Linked DNA regions of Mus musculus: region 2 is linked to region 1. A link is a loop called in an ENCODE intact Hi-C map of the cell type or tissue named here. Cell type or tissue: heart. All regions are shown on one strand. Region 1 overlaps Bcl2l11 (BCL2-like 11 (apoptosis facilitator)). Region 2 has its middle 62 kb from the start of Gm14009.

Region 1 (5,000 bases):
TACATCAGAAGGTCTCTCATTACGGCTTCCATCTGAGCTGTCCCCCAAACTCACACTAAAAGACATTAGACACAGGAGGTTATGTCCGGAGCCTGAGCTGCAGGGCCCACATCCAGGGACATCTCAGTCCCAGAAGCACAGGGGAAGCATGGCTGGGAGCCTGTTGGTGACAGACTACCTGGTTTCTTGGCTTTTTTGCTCACTTCCAGGGTCAGATGTCCTGTTCTCAAGGTGTACCGGGACCTCTCAACCCCCAACTCTTTTTGTTATTATTATTTTGGATTTTACTTATTTTTATTTTGCATATACAGGTGCATATGTAAGGAATGTCTGTTTGTACCATAAGCATGTGGTAGAGAAAAATGGGCATTGAACCTTCTGGAACTGGAGCGAGGTAGGGGGTGAGTCACCACATGGGCACTGGGAACTGAACCCCTAGTCCTCTGCAAGAGCAGCCAGTGCTTTTAACCACTGGACTCATCTCGCCAGCATAGTACCTTTCTTTTTAATAAACAAAGCTGCCACACTTCCCAAACCTGATCCTAAGCCAGCTCCTCTCATTAACATGCCTCGGGGAATAGTACCACCATAACAGACGGTGCCTCCAATCACGCCGTGCTGACGTCACTGCTCTGAACAGCACATGGCAGCACTTCACACTCGCCAGTTATGTCAGGACCCTGGGTGCTCCTGTGCCTCCATCTCTTCAGTCCTGTGCCACTAAGTCTTTGAACAGCTCCATCTCTGCCCACAGTCATTGTTTATGTTCAGAAGGTTACAGGCATCTGACTGCATCTTACTTGAATAAGCAAAAATAACGTCAAAACTCAATACAATAAATAGGGTTGATTTTGTACTTGATTTAGTACAAAAACCTGAAACCAATATCCTGTTCTAGCCAGACAGCGCATGTCATGATTTACTTCATTAATCAAAAGAACCACATAGGGATCCTTTAAACACTAGGGCTGCAGCTGTAGCATAGGGGGACACTCCTAATCGAGTGAGCCTAAAACCCTCGGTTCCACCCCTGGACCACAAGTACGGCCTGGACTGAAGACACAGCTCAGCAGGAGGACACCTACCCACTTGGCATGAGTGAGGCCTGGGGTTGAGATCCTTGCTGGTAGCTCACACAGACAACCCCAAACACTAGGAAAGCCTGGACTATAGGGTGTGTTTGAGGCAAACCTGAGCTATGTATGAAAAGTCTAACCCCAAGACAAACATGCAACCCCCCTATACATCAACACACTTAAAGACTCCAGAAACAAAGGATGCAAAAGCCCCAAGTTACAGTAACCTATAAATTGCTTCTAGACAAAAATCATATTGGGCCGAGGGTGAGGGAAGCTAAGAATTCACACTATAAAATAAAGACTCCTGGGTTTTCAGAGTTAACTATGGCTTCCTGTATGTAACTTAAAACCAGTGGCAGAAAACAAGCAACAATAATTTCCCCCTAAATTCATGTACGGTTCCAATCATGTTTTTATCCCAGTGACAACAGAGACCAAGACACCGGATGACAACAAGGGTCAACCAGCATCTACAAGTCACCCCTGGGCTTTTTTTCCCCCCTTTTTTTGTTTTTTCTTCTAATGAAGGCCTTAGTTACTAACTTAGCATTTATAATAGCCATATACAAACTGAAGCAGTAATTCAACACAGATGTACGGTCGTCGCGGCTAACTCGCTGTGAGGACAGACAACGAAAACTTCCCACTTAACACAGGCAGCTGCTTCCTTTATACCCATCTTGTGGGAAGAAAAGAATAAGCCTTCTACCTTAATTCCAGACACTGCTTTGCATAACTGCAAAGACAATCACTGTGCTTGGACAGTTAATGGTTTAAATGTCTGTCTCAGCTGGGCTTTGAGACTCTTCCCCCAGACAACCCCAGAAGCATATTATTAGACACATCCAGGCTGAAGGTGACACCTTTCCGCGAAGAGACACAACACAGGCCAATGCCAGCCAGTCCTGTACCAACAAACAACGACAACGACGATGACGACCACGACAACAACGACGTAGGAAGAACTAAACTAAACGCTGCTGTCAAAGAAAGCTTGCCAATTCTTGTGGTGACAGAGGGAGTATAAAATTAGTCAGAGAGGAGGCGAGAGCCAAGTTCCTTCACCGCTGACCTGACGGGCCAACTTTGTGACACTAGTCTGAGGGAGGCTGCAGAGAAACAGTCCAAAGTGTACAAATATAACATAACTGTGCTCCATGCCCCGCCTCCATACAGGTGACTTCTCAGTTGGGAAGACACCAGAATGAAATAAAGATCAAAGTTAAGAGTGAAATTTATAACCACGATTAATAGGTTTGTTCTGATTACAAATACTGGCTATGGCGACTGCAGGTGCAGGAAGACATGGAAAACGGCTGTCATCTCTGTGAGTTTATGGTGACAGTCCACTCATCTGCGCAAGCTCCTGACATGTCTCTCCACTCGCCCACAAAGGCAGGGCAGACACAGCTGCTGGCAGCTCTGTTGCACAAGACTCATGACCCAAGCAAGACAGTTCGAGGACATTCTGAAAAAAAAAATCCCCGGTGTAATGGAACAGTGGAGCGTTGCTCTCCTGTGCTCCGACCACTAGAGTGGCCTCCACACCCTCCTGAGTCAGGTAAGAGCTCCAGTTACCTTTCCTGATAATGGGACTATCATAGTGGAAAGACCAAGACTCCATGGAGGCGGGGTCACAGGCTAAAACTTTCTACCACTAGATTTCATCACAGGATCAGCACGGGAAGAGTGTGGACACAAAGCTAACCCTTAGCCCTTGCATTGTCTAGGCCAGACTTTCAGCTGAGAAAGTGCGAGGGGACTGCTACGGGACACATCACACAGGACAGCACGGGCTCTTCCTAAACAGTCCATCTTCCTCTTAAGTCACTGAGCTGCTTCGAATCCACACACGAGTTTAAGTAAAACCAAGGTTTGTATTCTCATAGACCCTTAACATCATATTCCTCCTAACCTCATTGTCACTATTTTGTGCTAAGAAATTTCTCAAGGATACAAAAGAAATCAACAAGAAACGAACCCCACTATTTGTAGGGCTGGGGAGCAAATCCAGGGCCTTGGACTTGATGACAAGTGTTATCCCACTGAGCCCCAAGAAACTCCCTTGCATTTTCTCTAGCACAGTTATGCTATAGAATAGTAACATCTAACACGGCCTGTACAGCCTGTATTCTTCATATACAAGCATTCCCAAAGGTCAAACAGATCCTTTCCCCTTTAAGACAGCACAATGGTTAAAAACACTTGCTTCTCTTATTTACAGAAGAAGCCTAGGTTGAGTTCCCAGAGCCCACATCAGGCAGCTCATAGCTGTCTGCACCTGCCATTTCTGGGGCTCCAATGCTCTCTTCACACACACACACACACACACACACACACACACACACACACACACACAATTACAGGCAAAAAAAAAATCTTTAAAAACTCTCAAATTTCTCACTTATTCTTAAATTGCTTATATTTAGATCTTTTAGGAGTAAGAACGGGGAAACTACACTCCATACCTGAAAGTATAATCTATTGATCGGTGAGGGGTGGGGTCTCAAGACAGCTGACAGCTGAAAACTGTTAGTGTTCAACCTGTTTCAACTTAACATGTACACTCATCCTGAGCTGAAACGGTTTTTATTATTTTTCAGTTTCAGCTTCAAACCCACTTTCATTCCTAAAGATGCAGAGCTAAGCCCAAGCATACATAGTAGACTGTACTGTGCAGAGGGCCAGGCAGCAGCGCCAATGACCGTAAGGCAAGGTTTCGTCATTAGACAACACACTCCCTAGCTTTAACATTAGGAAAAGGCAGAAAACAAAACAGACACTTCATGCCCACACCACACACAGTTAGAGTCGTGCCTCTAAATGGCTGTGGCATCAACTGTGAGCCCCAATCACACACACACACACACACACACACACACACACACACACACACACACACACGAGCCAGAAGGACATGGGTTCTAAGGGGAGACAAGTCATCAGTGCCACCCTCTCTTGTCTGGTTGGCAAAAGGAAAGGCCAGGGCAACAACAGGAGGAGCCCGCATCCCTTTATCATCAACATCAATCAGGGGACAGACCACAGCTCTCCGAAGAAACAAGGGGCTCTGGTCAGAGTTAGAGAAAGCAAAGTGAAGTCAGGGCTTCCCACAGACACCAGGGACTTAAGACTCATCCTAAGTAACACTCGGGGACAAAGAGGCCTGGCCTCTTAGAGACCTAAGTTCAGCTTGCCATTAAGTAGATGCTGTTTTATGCTGTGAATGCTGGGTTTGCCCAGCACGGGAAAGCCTCATCTGTAAGGGCTGGAAACTTCCTATAGCAACTCGAAGCTAAGGATAGCTCCTCACCTGGAAAGATACAGGGGAAGGGAGGCATTTTTTAAAGTCTTGACGATTCAGACAGTGGGCCTTCCAGTGATAAAAAGCATACCCCTTGCTTTGAAAAGCTGTTCCAGAACACTGACCCGCAGGGGAAAGTGCTTCTCCGCTTCTGTCTCGAGACTGTTCTTTTCAAAATACACATTTCTGAACTCTAGTCAAATTTCTGCCACAAATGGTCCGTCTCCAGCAGGTGGCCTAGGCTCAGCCCCAAGGCAGGCAGAGCCGGTGTGGGTAGGGTTTCCAGATGTCCCTCCACGGTCCAAAGATTTGCCAGAAAAGCCAAGGTTCCCCTCAGGGTGATGTTCAGGTCCATCAGCAGGCCTGCAGCAGGTTCACACTTCCCTTCCCACCCTATTCAAGCGAGTTTCTAGAAAATATTTTCCCTTTTTGCTTGTTTACTCTGGAACCAGAGGGCTTCTGAATTACCCAGCGTGACATTCCCACGACCACACTGCTCCCTGTGAGTGGGTTCCAGAAGGGCTGGTCTTTTCCACAGATGTCGGTCAGTAGAGAACACTGCATATCAGCCATGCCTATGACCAGCTGGGACACTTCCTGGGAGGCAAGGAGAAGTG
Region 2 (5,000 bases), 95 kb before region 1:
CACATCTAGCCTGGTGTTTATTTATTTATTTTTTGGTGTTTATTTTTTTAATTGTGACAATATTTCGAGATGTATAAATAGGTCAAGTTTCTCAAATATAGACTTCTGTTCTGCACAACTTCTGATGTTCCAATTATTCATTAACTGAGTTATTAGGAAACAGTCCTTTATTTTAACTATCCAAAAACTGAAATTTGTTTCAAGATAATGCAGTGCAGGATAAATGCAGTTGTGATACAGATAGAGAGATGTGTTATGCGGAAGCCGACATGTGCTTGGAATGCTATATTTGAAATGTCAGTATGACTAGGCATAGGCAATGCACACCTGATAGCCTAGCACTTGGGAGGCTAAGACAGGAAGTTGGCCAGTGTTTGGCCAATTTGTGCTTTGCAGCACGTTTAAGGTCATCTGAGCTACACAGGCTCAAAAATAAAACAAAGTAAATGCACCACACACACACATGTACATGCACACACAAACAGGAGCACACACAGACACATGCACACACATGCCTCAAACAAAACAGAAAACAAAAGGCAACACCAGCAGAAAATGTGTCTTTAACTCTAAGTATCTGGCACACAACTGCTATGTTTCTTCCTTTGGAGATAAGATAAGAGGCCTGGTCACCTTGGTCACTTTCGAAGCTTTGATTTAGTTCTATAAAAATACTTCCAGGAGTTAGAGACCACATGAATCGGTTAAAGTTGATGTGCAGCGGAATCAGTTAATAATTTATCAATGCAAGTCTTCTGGCAGGCTAGATTTTTCTCAAAGAAGGGACCGATGGCAGGGGCGGGAAGGAGACCTTCAGGAGGAGAGTGGGAGATGAGCCCTGAGGCTGCCCTGGAGCCGTGCTTTGTAGATCGGCAAAGCATGTGTGCATCAAAGAAACAGAGTAATTGTGACATGTGAGCAGGGAGTTAAAGGTGAACCCGAAGTCCTCCTCAGCACACAGTGCCCCCGCTGTATCCCATCCCCACTCCTGAGGCAGCAACACTACAGCGGAAAATTCCACGACTTCTCAGGGCCAGGAGCCAGTCCCTCTAAAGAGCGCCCATTCATAAGCTTTTTGAGTGTCTGCTGAATTCCCCCATATTAGATCCTTAGAGCAATTTACAACTTGTTTAGATTTGATAACTAACAACTTGCAGGGTTTGGTGAGCGGTCATGAATGTAGGAGGTTACAGCAAATGCATGGTGGAAGTGGCCAAGGAAGGCGGGGCGGGGCAGGGTGGTGGTGGCATTTGACTGGCTAGTTAAACCTACCTGTTTGCAGGGACCATCTTGTTGAGAGGGTTTTGATGTGTTCCTTCCTGGTGTCCTTTTAGTTTTATATATGGCATGTTGGAAAAGAGGAGGAAACTCAGCGGCATTTGCAAAAATGGTGTGGTAGAGATCATGAAAAACCTTTTTTCTACAAAATGATGAGAAAGATAACTAAGACAACTAGTTTCAACCTTTCGAGAACTCCAGAGATTGGCCAAAGGCTTCCAGCCAGCCAGCAACAATTTAGATAGAATGACAGGATTTCACTAAAAGTAGTGAGCTTTCTAGCACACAACTTGCTTTGTTGCTCTCTCTCTCTCTCTCTCTCTCTCTCTCTCTCTCTCTCTCTCTCTCTCTCTCTCTCTCTCTCTCTCTCTGGTTCTGTCTGAGCCTTGCAAAGTCAAAAGTCCCTAGGAGAAACTAGGCCTGACGGCTCTCCGAAAGCACCACTTGCAAGCCTGTCTTTATTTAATCTAACAAAATTTCCTCGGGGCTAAAAGCTGTTTCCTGTAGGGCATTTGTTAAAAACACTCAGTGGGAATTGTTGGACGTCATAGATGGTGGAGGCAGAGGATGACAGTTGGAGCAATAATAAACTAAGCATATGCTTAATCTAAAGGCTAGCAGGCAGGATCTAAAGGCCACGAAGCCCTGAGAACTCCGGCATGTATCGTCTGGGGAATATAGAAATCTGTGAGCACAAGGAAGAAAAGCCCTGGGTATCAACAGAGCAGTGTGCATGCTCAAAAAAGACCCCAGAGCTCCTCACATGCCCCAGATCTCAGAAGCAACTCAGCAGTTCATTTGTTCTAGAACCTTAAGAAAACCTCCATCTAATTATTAGATGGCCTCTAAATTGACTCAAGTAGGAATTCAGTGGGGGCTTTATCAGAAGAGCTGGGCTGAGAGGTTGGAGAGGCTGAGAAGTCTCTCAGTCAGCTTGTTTGGAGAAGTGGTGGGGCAACGCACAACTCCAAATCTGAAGGCTTCAGAAATGTGGAAGCTGAGGGCACACCACTCACCCAAGGCTAAGTGCCAGGAAGTGGGAGAGGCACCTAGTACAAGTCCCAGCGTCCAAAGGCCTGAGTTCCAGAGGACAGAGAAAGAGAGATACCTTCAGTTCCATATGGTTCCTCTGCTAGTTGGATAGTGTTGGATAGTGTACATTCCCACGAACTGAAGGTGACTTTGACACAGTTCACTGATGCAATGCCAGTCTTCTCTGTGGACAGTCTCACACACATTCAGAATAGTGCCTGGCCGGATATGCAGATATCCTTTAATTTGGCCAGTTGACATCTAATACTAACTGCCACAGATATTAATTGAAATTCTTCAAGGAAACTGCTAAGATAATAATTTGAAAATTAGCACAATATATGCTAAGCATTCAAAATGGAATATTAAAAATGACTATTTAATACAAAACATGCAACAAGGGGGAATAGAAGGACAAAAAGCTTAAGATGTATAAAAAGAAATGTCAAAATAGCAGATGTAAATTCTACCCTGTGAATAGTTACAGTAAACTTAAATGTCTTAAATTTTCAATGAAAAGAGTTAAAAAGAAAGAATGTACGAAAACTATGATAGCAGCCACAAAGGGTGCAATTAGGTTGAAAGTAAAGTAGAAAATTTCAGGTCTACCATGAAAACAAAAACAAAAAGAGGAAGGTGGCTACACTACTGTTAGACAAAAGTGTTATCAGAGACAAAAAAGAGAACAATTCAGAACGAGAATCACCGTGGGTCAGTCCATGAAGAAGCCAAACCAGCTGTGAAACTGTACACCTCACACAGAGCCCCAAAACACTAAGGTGAAAGTCACCAGAAACAGAAATCATCATCCAAAAGCAATAACTGGACCCTGTAACATCCCAATGTTTGACAACAGAACAGATTGCATGCAGAACATTGGTGAAATGGAATACTTAGACAACGTGTAGACAACACTCTCAACCAAATGACCTAGCGGACACCCATAAGAAAGTTCCACTGCACACCAAAGTCATCTTTGCACAAGAGGCTCCAGGATAGGCATATGTGAGGCCATGAAAATGGTCCCCAGAGATCGAAAGGACTGATGTCATCAGCCACAGTGGTGTGAGTGAAGAAATCACATAGAAAGTAAACAGAGACTTTCCCAGAACTGAAATGTAAAAGCACTCTGAGAGATCATGCAGGAAAGTTTGAGCATGGTTTATGATAAATGAAAGGACCACAAGACGGAACTACAAGACATAGCAAAAGCATTGCTTGCATATCAATGTTCATGAACATGGACATTAAAACAACAACAACAACAAAAGGAGCTTAAAAATCAATAATTCATCTTCCATCCTAAGGAACTGGAAAAGAAAAAGAGAAAAAAATCTAACTAAAGCAAGCAGAAGAAAAAAATGATAAAGATCAGAGTAGAAACGAATAAAAGAGGATAGGAAAAAAAAACCTGAAAGCCAGACAAGAACACAAAGCTTTCAAAATGTAGCTTACTTGGCTGCACTAACTAGGGAGAAAAAGAGCAATCTCTTTACTGAAACGATGGAAGCAAGAACAATCTCAGGCTTTCAAAAAGAAATAACCATGAAGAAATACTATAACCTCGTCTCCGCTAACATGCCGGTAGCATGGAGGAAGTGGAATTGTTTCGAGAAAGACTTAGACTAACAAAACTAACTCCGGAAAATACGGGTGTGCAACAAAAAGTGAAGAGATTAAATTAGAACTTTTATCAACCAACAATTCCAAGCAGGGCACAGAATTCTATACCTGAGGTCTGAGCAATGTGAAGGCTGAGGCAGGAGGATCAGGAGTTCAAGGTCAGCCACAGCCTGGTGAACTTGAGGTGAGCCTGGGTTATACAAGACCCAGCCTTAACCCTTCTTTTCCCCCTAAAAAAAAATTACCACAGGAAAAACCCCAAACTAGATGATTTCAGTGGCAAATTATACAAAGGTTTTAAAAGAATAATTAACACAAACCCTTAAGACACTCTTTCAAAATGTAGCTTACGTGGGAACACTTTCTTAGTCATTCTAGGAGGCAAGTATTATCCTGGGGGAGGGGAGAAAGGGGAGGTGCAGGAATCGTGGAATCCAGGAATAAAAAGAATTATGCACCAATTCTGTGTAATCTGTACATAGAAAAATACTCACAGACCAGCTATCTAGAATATTTTTAAAAAGTATTACAACTTAATAACTCTGAAACTTCAAAAATGAATGAGACACCCAGATAGAAGTTCCTCTACAGCAGATATTCAAATAGCCAATACCACATTCTTACTCATCAGATAAATGCTCATCAAAACCACAAGCGAAATGCTGCCTCACGCCCACAAGGATGATTAAAATAAAAAGACAGACAATAATAGCAAGTGTCGGTGAAGACGTATAGAAATAATATCTCTTAGCACACTGCTAGGAGGAATGTCAAATTAGTTTACTTTGGAAAATCATTAGACATTGTGTCTGTGTGTTACACATTTGAGTCACCATGCCATGGCACCCAGTATTCCCTTCCTGTTGGGATACCGAAGAGAATTCAAAACACGTCCACACAGAAATGTGTGCACAGATGTGTACAGCATCATTATTTAATTAATCAGATAAAGAGATCTACTGGTCTGCTTTGGAGGCAGAACACACACCTGATGACACTGTTCAGCAACACTCTCTGTGGGCTTTGTGGAGCCTGGAATGTGTGATGCTAGTCTAGCACAGGGATAG

Evidence for each region. A loop is a pair of places that touch in the nucleus more often than their neighbours do. Peaks named below come from ENCODE experiments on the same cell type or tissue, not always from the same donor. Only the 100,000 strongest peaks of a DNase experiment are listed, where the experiment ranks them.
Region 2: a loop joins it to region 1, with 2.1 times the contacts of the local background. A loop is called at or near these places in 6 of 42 quality-filtered maps.

What each region holds. Positions count from the first base shown.
Region 1 is chr2:128,134,745-128,139,744 of GRCm38, reverse strand. All of the region lies in intron 2 of Bcl2l11 (BCL2-like 11 (apoptosis facilitator)), which reads right to left. Among named protein-coding and RNA genes, the nearest start is that of Bcl2l11, 11 kb to the right of the region's middle. In heart, a CTCF peak has its summit at 2,633; DNase peaks (open chromatin) are centred at 2,024 and 2,494; H3K27ac peaks cover 3 bases.
Region 2 is chr2:128,229,500-128,234,499 of GRCm38, reverse strand. No RefSeq gene overlaps it. Among named protein-coding and RNA genes, the nearest start is that of Gm14009, 62 kb to the right of the region's middle. In heart, no CTCF peak of the experiment used is centred here; no DNase peak of the experiment used is centred here; H3K27ac peaks cover 273 bases.